Linked DNA regions of Homo sapiens: region 2 is linked to region 1. Evidence: read pairs that join two places in POLR2A ChIA-PET (ENCODE). Cell type or tissue: GM12878. All regions are shown on one strand.

Region 1 (5,000 bases):
TGACACAAAGAATCAAATATCTCCTGCCAAGTGTTACAAGACATTCACACCTCTTAGAGTAAAGAAAATGGCCACAATATTTTATGATTCCTCCCATCAAGAAATTGAGCTTATTTTTCCACCCCTTGAATTTGGGCTTGGCCACATGAGTTGCTTTGGTCAATGGGACATGAGCAAATACAATGCCAGCAGAAGCTTGGAAAATGCTTGAGGGGATCGAATAGTTCATGGGTGTTCATGCTTGCCCTCTCTTGCGGCTGGGAACCCTGAGAACTATCATGTAAGAAGCCTGGGCTAGTCTACTGGATGATAAGAGACCACATGTTGAGAGGGCATGGCTATCCCAGGTGAGGCCCCAAACACTTGAGTGAGGCCATCCTAGATCACTCAGTCCCAGAGGAACCACTAGCTGACCACAGAGATCAGCCAAGCTGGCACAGACCAGAACAACTGCTCAGCTAACCCACAGAATCATGAGCAATGAAAATGACTGTTGTTTTTAGGGTGCTATGTTTTAAGGGCAGTTTGTTATGCAGCAAAAGCTAACTGATACACCTGTGCTAAATGAATGCACAGGGCCATGCTACCTCACCCGTGTTGTCATCTGTACTATTGCTACTCTACCAACCTGTTTACATTGCTTTGTGCTCCTCAGCCTATTTCTGTTTTCTTCTCTCTGAGGTCTTCGGGTTCCCTTCACTGACTCTTACATGGTCCCAACTCACTTACTTGTTTTCCTTTAAGTCCTATGCTGTACCCCTTCTCTCTTCCTAGTCTATACTCTTTTCTGGACAAGCTCATTCTGGACTCCTGGTTTGAATACACACTCCCCTATCTAATGACTTCTCAACCTTCATCTCTAGCCCTGACCCTTTTCAGGGCTAGAGTTCAAAGGGCTCCAGTTCAAAGTCAGAGTCAGGGCTCTAGTCCTGATCAAAGTCAAAGTCACCAAGTTTCTCCCAAACCTACATTACTTGTCTCAGGTTAAGGGAATCACCATCATACAAATCTAGAAACCCAAATCTTCCTCCTCTTCTCTCACTACCCCTTCCCCTTCCTCTCTCCACATCCAATCTCCATAAAGAATCATTTTCAAGTGGGCTCTCCCTTTGCATCCCTGCTACCCTGTAATGCAGCAGTTTCTCTGTCTCCAATCTTTTTCCAGTTCATTCCATACATGATGCCCTGAGCTGTCTTCTCATCCTTCTCAGATTCAAGTCTCAATTCCTTATAATGTTCAAGACTCTCCTTTGGATCCAGTTTGGATCCGGTCTGCCCGTCCGCCCTCCCCTCCCACACTATCTGCCCTCCAAGCACCAGATGCTCCACCCACACAGTTCCCCCATTTCTGAAAAGTTAAGGCATACGCACATCTTCCAGCTGTTGCATAGGTTATTCATGTTACCTCAACTGCTGTCCTGGACCCTTGATTACCTCTCAAAGCGCTTCAATGCTTAAGGACACATCTAAAAGCCTCCTTTCTCTGCAAAATCTTGCCCAATTTTTCTAGAACAATTTCTATACCAGCGTAGCCTCTATGTGAGCTCCTCTTATGAGTCTTTTCTGCACTCATCCTGGTTGACGGATATAAGCTTTCTGTTTCCATGTCCCATTCACAGGCCTAGGGTGTCCACAGTTTCTGTCCTAGCATGCCCAGGACAGCCCCAGTTTACATTTCTCCTCCCACCATAACCCCTTCCATTCTCAAAAGCGTCTCAGCTTGGATGACAAATGATATGGTCACCCTAAATTGGTCTTCCAGTGCTTGACAAAATCAGAGTATACAAGTCTGCTAATCCAGCTTCTCTGTGGTCCCTCTTCATATTTATGGTTTGACTGTCAGAAATTATTGGTCTGCGTTCACACTTGATTTGCTCAACTTTCCACAGACAGCCTGGATGATCTTCCTCCCTGCAATTTAAAAATCACACAACACAGATTGCAAACTCAATTGTCCACAGGGGCCACACTTAAGATTTACGGCAATGGATGTGCTGCTGCAGTGTGAGGACAGCAGAGAGTGGCAGGCGCCGTGGCAGACTGGACAGTGTACACCTGCCTGATGGGGGCAACTTCTAGGCAGCTGGGGCTTCCTTTACCAGGAGAAATGGGACACCAGCACTGCCAGACCTTCTGATTTTTCAAGAGAAGGTAGAAATGTGGATTTTTATATTAAACCTTCCAATTCAAGTGTTGGCAACCAAGTTACACTTAAAATACTGCACAAGTGTACCCTGTGTGGCTAATGCATTTTTGGCTTTCATAAAACTGACAGAGCTCTGCCTGGAAAACATCTCACCTTTGGAAATGGAAATAGACAAGTATACTCCAGAGGCTGGGCCTGTCTTTGACACTCAATGGTTCTGTCCTAAAGGCCATTTGTGGGGGCAAAGAATAGCTGTCTCAATTTCATAGAGAATATAGGGAGCAGACAACTTTCCTTTCTAGGCAAGTGTTACTTTTCCTTCCTACTTCATGTTTCTTGGATGAAAACATTGCAGAGGTGGCTTTAGTGCACCACTGGGCAGGCACAACCCCTAGCATGCTACAGGTGCTTGACACAGGAAGGAAGTTTCTCCAGGTGAATGAACAATGCTCTGAGATAGAGCAGCCCTACTCTGTTCATAGCTCACTCCAACAGAAGCCAGTTCTCTGAGCTGGAGCAACTTCTTTAAATCTGAATATGAAAACATCTCCTTTGAAACTCCCTGGTTAATCAGTAATCACTCTTAAATAGTAAGAGGTCATGCACATATTAAGGAACAAATACACTTCTGTTTTCATGGCTTTAACAGGTAATTTGCAAAAATCCCTAAATTCAAGCTCTATCTCAAGTCCCATTGGGTCCTTAAATTAACCTTTATTGAACAAGTAAAAGGATGGCCTCATTCAGGCTTTCTTGACTATAATTATTCAGCGTTAGCAAGACTTTACTTAGTAGAACAAAGGAAGTGGGTTCTAGAAGAACCTCTTATTTGCCAGAGCTCCCACCCCCTGCCCCAGCAAAGCCTTGTTTCCTTATTCACTATTTTCTAAAGAGAAAGTTCTAAACCATTACAATCTGTCTCTAGGCTTTCACCTTCCTTCAAGGCAGTCACATACCACTTCACCTCCCAGAATGCACCTGACAGGGGCTGAGTGGACACTTCGTTGATCAGGTATCTAGATCTTCATGTGAACATGAGGTCGATACACTGTGCAGGTCTGCATGAACTATGACAACAACCTTCACTAGTACCAGGGGCATCATTTAGTAATGATCACTTAATCTCTTGCAACATTATTCAGTTCACAGTATAAGATACAACTTTCATCAGCCAAGCCAGTTTCAGTTTTTTTGTTTTTTTTTTTTTTTGAGACAGTTTCACTCTTGTTGCCCAGGCTGGAGTGCAATGGCGTGATCTTGGCTCACCGCAACCTCAGCCTCCTGGGTTCAAGCGATTCTCCTTCCTCAGCCTCCTGAGTAGCTGGGATTACAGGCATGTGCCACCACGCCCAGCTAATTTTATATTTTAGTAGAGACGGGGTTTCACCATGTTGGTCAGGCTGCTCTCGAACTCCAGACCTCAGGTGATCCACCCGCCTCGGCCTCCCAAACTGCTGGGATTACAGGGTTAAGCCATCATGCCCAGCTGTCCTTCCCTTCCTAAAACCACGGGAGAGGGAAAGAAGTCTGGAAGGATTTTTTTTTTTTTTTTTTTAAACAGAATCTCACTCTGTCACCCAGGCGGGAGTGCAGTGGTGCAGTCTCAGCTCACTGGAACCTCTGCCTCCCAGGTTCAAGTGATCCTCCCACCTCAGCCTCCTGAGTAGCTGGGACTACAGGCGTGCACCACCATGCCTGGGTAATTTTTGTATTTTTAGTAGAGACAGGGTTTCGCCATGTTGGCCAGGCTGGTCTTGAACTCCTGACCTCAGGTGATCTGCCCACCTTGGCCTCCCAAAGTGTTGGGATTATAGGCATGAGCCACCGTGCCCAGCCTGGAAGGAAGAATATTAACCCAAAGCCAAAAAACAAAACTGGATTTCAATTAAACTTTGGACTTCTTAGGCTACAATAAGCGTTAAAACAATTCAAACTGGTAAGTTATAGGCAATTATTAGAAAAATAAAGGTTTTATATATACATCCTTTCGTATCACATAGCATATTATGCAACTTTCAGAGGATTTAAAAGCAACTGTCACATAATAATCAAGTAGAGAATATTTAACGAGATACCTAAAATAAAGGAGCTAACTTTCTGTAAGACTTGAGTGCCTTCATTTTATTTCTTAGCAGACAGGAGGCAGATACTAATACTTATATGGTAGCAAAGTGCTGTTTGATGGGTTAGAAAGTGACAGAATGACAGGAAGCATCAGAGCACACCCCAGGTTGCAGATGTGTCAAAGAACAGATGACGGAGCGGAGGCAGGCAAGCTCTGATGTGGGGAGTGGGCTGTGGGAATCTTTCCCTCTCTTCTTTCAGGAACCTTGACTCTGAGCTCTTGGCTCGAGGCAGCCTATGCAGAGAAAAGCCCCACTCACCCAGTTTGTTGGCCTTGCAGCTGCATCACAATCTGCAGTTGCCCTGTTTGTTGTCTTTGTGTTTACTTGCTGCTAGTTGTCTCTGTGTCTCCTCTACTGACCAGGAGCCCCATGGGGGCAGTGAACTTGTCTACTTTAATAAGTACTGTATCTGCAGCGTCTAGCACACTGCCTGGGATACAGGCAGTGCTTAATAAACATATGAATGAATTCCAAAAACAGAGTCTGTATTTTACACTGAGCTACAAAAGGGAGATACTTAGTCAAGCTCACTGCATCCAGGCTACCTTTAAGTGCAGCTAGGAGGCTGAAGCATCTCTGCTTTCTGTCAAACACGGAGCGGCAGGGAGATGGTGTGTAAGCCTAGCTTCTGAGCAGCTGCAGCTGCTGAACTGCTCTTGGTTCAGGGGTCTCACCTACATCAGGAATCACATCACCCAAGCCTGCACTACAACTCCTGCAGGCCGGGG
Region 2 (5,000 bases), 1.1 Mb after region 1:
AGTAGTCAAAGGGGAGGGAGTAACAGACTTGTGCATGTTGGAGATTGAGGTAATGTGAACATTCAGACATAGATGTTTGAGGAGAGTAGGGAGAAAGGAGTAGATGGAAAGTGTAGCTGGAATGCAAACTAGATATAATCTGGGTTTTATTACTCTCTTCATACTTACGAATAAGAAAGACTATTAAAAAAGAATGCCTAGGCCAAAAAGATTGTCACTAATACAAACAATAAGCTAAATGACTCTTACTGCAAGAAAAAAAGAAAAAGAAATTATAAGCTGAAAAGAAATTGGAATGAGGAAAACTATTGAAAATTTTCCATAAAATGACAGATAAGATTAGGAAAGTATGAGAAGGATCGTATACCCCCATCCCACAAAAAAGGAAGTTGCTGTCTTGGAACCAACTATAATTATGAGACCATTGATATACAGGGATGTTCTTGGTTTTCAGGATTTATGGTGGAAATAAATTAAGGACTCTCCTTATAAAATCTAGAGATAAGATGCAATATTTTGATAAAACAATATACCATGATACTGTTTTGGATTTTATCTTTTAAGACTGCTTGCAATGGAGCTATAATGACATCTTTTTGGTATATACAATAAGAAACTCTTGGACAGGATGAAACACATGTCAACCTTATATTGTATATATGCTGGAAGGGATTATTATAAGGTTCAAGTAGTTTCCATAGTAAAATTTTTCTTACTAATTCTACACGACTCCTTATTTTTCTCTTAGTAAACTTGAGGAATAATTGAATAGTGGGGGAACAGTTTCTGGAAGCGTTTATTCAATGAGATTCAAGACACGTATTCTGTAAGAAGCATCATAAAAACAAAATGCACAGTATATAGGTGGAGAATGAAACCATACTAAAAATTTAGTCAGGGCAACCTGACCAGACAATCTGCAAATAATACGTTCTGTACCCTGCAATTTTCAATGTTGAGTTTTCTCTTTTTTCTTTACTCACAAGAATCTCTGCAGCTGCTGTTTGGGGTCCTGGGAACACTAAATGCAAATGATCATTGAGACCCAGGAATGATAGTTTTAGTTCCCCAATTATGGTGTAGGCATTGCAAAGACCCTCTTCCATAAATGACACCCTTGTATTTTTTTGATTTAAGAGACCTGTCTCTGTTATCATTGGATTTAAGGTAAAACCTCTTCAGAGATCTGTGTTTAAAGCTATTTCATATGTAATATATATATTTTTTCTTTTGTCTTTTTAGCCGTGTGGTTTTGCCATGTTCTGTTCAGGAGGTGAGTTTTTCTTGCTTCTGCATCATTTTATTGGTATATGTACTGTACTTTGATATGTTACTCTAAACTCACATTTTCGTAGTATTGATTTACCTTTTCATTCCACCTTATGTGACAAAATTAATTATATGAATGATAATTGCAAAGAATTGCAAAATGAATTAAATGAATGATAATGAATTTCTTGCTACACTGCCTTGTTTTGGAAGAGTCTAAAGAATGTAGTTTAACCTCCTGTCTAGTGCAGGAATTCTTTCTCCAACATCCCAGAGAAATGAGGCTCCAGCCTCAACTTAAGTACTTTAAGGTTAAGTAGCTTGCTGCTTAGAGAAGCAGCCTACTTTACTGTTGGACATTTTAAACATTTGTGTTTGAACCAAAATCTGCTTTTCCTATAATGCTTGACTCTTGTTTACAGTTTATCCCATTTGAGCAATGGGAAATAAGCCTGTTCTGTCTTGTAGTGGTTAATCCTTCAGGTTTTCTGATGGCAGCTCTCCCCTCCAGCCAACCCCATCCCCCACAAGCACTTTTATTTCATCTTAGAAAGTCTCAAGGTTAAACATTCCCAGCACATTCACTTGGCTTAATACAGCATGATATGTGGACTTGCTACCAGCTGGTCCTGTTACTATATGTGTTGTAATTGTTGATCTGAACTGAAAACAGTATTCCAGACATGGTATGAACAGCACACAACTGTAAGAGCTTATTGTTTTCCTCAGTCTGGACATGATACAGAAATATATCACCTATTCAGAACTTGCATGTCCTGCAGTTATAGCCATGTGTATTGTAGACAAGAATGAAGATAAGAGCAGAAACAGCTTCTGAGAAATCAAGATATATATAGCAAAACCCATAAAACCCTCTAGGCTCTTCTGTAACTTGCACACAGTTCCCATTTGCTCAGTTATCTGGTTTTCCTAGAGCTGACAGTAGATTAGAAGCAGTGACTTGGAAGTGGGACAAAACAAACTGATAACCTAAGAAGTGACAGCTGACAGAAGACAGAAAGAAATGCAGGAAGTGAAAAAGAGTAGCTGTCTGGCACTGTTTAGTGTAGACTTGAACACAGTTGTTTATATCTCAGGAGGATTCACTGTATTAAAACACTCCAGAGAAGCTAGGCACCCTGTTCTCTATTTGCACAATTGATTGTTTGAAGTTGAATGTGGAAATTGACACTTGTTTCTGTTAGACTTTTTCTTTTGATTTCAGCTGGTTGAATCAGCTTGTCGAAATCTTTTTGAGTCTTGGTATTGTCACTGAAAATACTGTTCTCGGCTTTTTGTTATACTCCCCCCCCCACCTTTTTTTTTTTTTTTTTTTTGGAGATGGAGTCTTGCTCTATCGCCCAGGCTGGAGTACAGTATTGCGATCTCAGCTCTCTGCAACCTCCGCCTCCTGGGTTCAAGCAATTCTCCGTGCCTCAGCCTCCCTAGTAGCTGGGATTACAGGCACCCGCCACCGCACCTGGCTAATTTTTGTATATTTATTAGAGACCGGGTTTCACCATATTGGTCAGGCTGGTCTCGAACTCCTGACCTCAAGTGATCCACCTGCCTCAGCCTCCCAAAGCCTTGGGATTACAAGCATGAGCCACTGTGCCAGGCCTGTATGCACATTTTTAAAACATGCCTTCTGTGTCTATTTCTTATTCTTTTTTTTTTTAATTTTTTATTCTTAAAAAAGGAGAATGAGAGAAAACTAAGTAGCATGCCATGAAATGTCAGTCCATTAACGTTTTTTTGGATACAGTTCATTTGAATATTGTTATTGTGTGTTCCTGACCAAAATGAAATTTATCTTTTGACCTAGACTCATTTTAGTCCTGTTTTAGAATATGATAGTGTTTAAAAGTACATGTTGAAGGTATTTAAGGATTGTGGCATTATTAGACTAACCCTAGTGTTGTATCATGGAAAGCCAAAAGGAGAAATGCAGTCCTGTCTGCAGGCCCTACAGAAATTTATTTTGGGAGCATTTAAGAAATATGTTTGGTTTCAACTTCCCAAACACTTCCAAATTGAGTAAGAGTGTGTGTGTGGGTGTGTTTTTAAATTTAACTAATAGGCAAGATAGCATCATATCTCCATGTGATTTGTAGATATGAATGTTTACTGAGCTTAAACTACCTGTTGTTTTGGTCCCTCACATAAAATGTTAATTTTGAAATTACAAGTTCTTAGAGGTAGATTTTTGTAGTTTTTCTTTGAAAATATGCTTATAAAGAAGAAATACACTTCTTCAAGCTGTTTTCATTAGAAGGAAGAAATTTAGCCAAATTTGAAGTGATGGAAGATAGTGCCACAGTTGGGTCACTGTAACAAATTAGAACACGAGAACTTTTTCCAACATTTGTTGGAACTAGCGACTCCAGATTGGCGTAGAAAATACAGTTGACTTACAGGTATTGATGGAGGCCTCTGAGATTTCTGATTCACGTTAAATGAAATAGAAGCTACTGTCAGCAATTTCCTACCTTTTATGGTAATATGTATACATTCATATTACTTTAAAAACAGTTTCTGTTTGTTCTCTTTACTTGAGGACTCACAATGAACCATTTCTGATCTTGGGCCCCCAATACTGTTTCTGGTTAGCTGAAGAAGGACCAAATTGAGTGTATCATAAATAAGTCATAAGTTAAAAATGACCCCAGAAGTCTACTAAGATTTGGACTATCTATTATGTTTCTTTGGATCTCCAGGCTTTTGTTATTACAGTTTACATCCCTCCCCTTTATCATTAAGAGCAATATGCTGGTTGCTCAGCTTTAGTTGGCAAAGTGCCAGTTGTATTTCTGCCATACCTTTCTTGGAATTTTGTGAAGTTAAATGAGAAATAATAGAGGTGAAAATGCTTTGTAAAGTACAAATATATATTGTTCAAAAGTTAAACCAAGTTTCGAGACATTTTCTTGATAAATGGGTAGTGTAAAGGCACCAGAGTATTTGTAACTGGCAAATTTTTTGAATAATGAAAGTTTATAAAATACAGGTTTTTAAAACTGTATAATAATCTGTGGTTTGTCTTCCTAAACGTATTAATTTCTAATTTGAGTTGTGTTTTCATATTGAACACAGTTGTGCTGAATGGTTTGGATATGCTTTTCTATATCATCTATATTATTAAGATTTTAGCATACTAAATTTCTGCAGTTACTACTGACTTACTCAGTTTCTGTATTCTTTGAAATTTCAGTATCAGGTTGGGCAGCTTTACTCTGTTGCAGAAGCTAGTAAGAATGAGACTGGTGGTGGAGAAGGAATTGAAGTCTTAAAGAATGAACCTTATGAGAAGGATGGAGAAAAGGGACAGTATACGCACAAAATTTATCACCTAAAGAGGTAAGCGGTGTTCACATTTGACGCCTTGTAACTACCTGGCTTACTTATGATGCATGTAACTAGCTAACTTAACTAGTAGATGTGAAGTACATTTTTAATTTCAGTTTGATAATATATTGCATTTTAATTCTTTGGCAGAACCTCCTCCTTTATTTGTAAATTAGAAAAGGATTATATCTGCTTATAACAAAAATTCAGATAAAAACTTAGTCCCTGCTCCTTGCCATCAAATATTTGTAACACAGAGAGAAACACTAGAAGCAGCTTAGAGTTTATCTTTCTAGATCATTTTCTGTATATATTCAAAGGAATTTTTAAAACATAGCGATGTATTACTTGTATCAATTTTAGTTTTCTACAACAAATGGACCATA

What was found. ChIA-PET counts read pairs that join two places held together with the same protein. Peaks named below come from ENCODE experiments on the same cell type or tissue, not always from the same donor. Only the 100,000 strongest peaks of a DNase experiment are listed, where the experiment ranks them.
Region 2: POLR2A ChIA-PET joins it to region 1 with 7 read pairs; 2 of 35 experiments call an interaction of 5 or more read pairs at or near these places.

What each region holds. Positions count from the first base shown.
Region 1 is chr22:29,014,370-29,019,369 of GRCh38, reverse strand. All of the region lies in intron 2 of ZNRF3 (zinc and ring finger 3), which reads right to left. Among named protein-coding and RNA genes, the nearest start is that of ZNRF3-AS1, 15 kb to the left of the region's middle. In GM12878, no CTCF peak of the experiment used is centred here; DNase peaks (open chromatin) are centred at 2,649 and 3,109.
Region 2 is chr22:27,910,590-27,915,589 of GRCh38, reverse strand. PITPNB (phosphatidylinositol transfer protein beta) reads left to right here. Exons shown (of 12, transcript NM_012399.5): 2 at 1,243-1,273; 3 at 4,481-4,626. Among named protein-coding and RNA genes, the nearest start is that of PITPNB, 6.2 kb to the left of the region's middle. In GM12878, no CTCF peak of the experiment used is centred here; no DNase peak of the experiment used is centred here; H3K4me3 peaks cover 419 bases.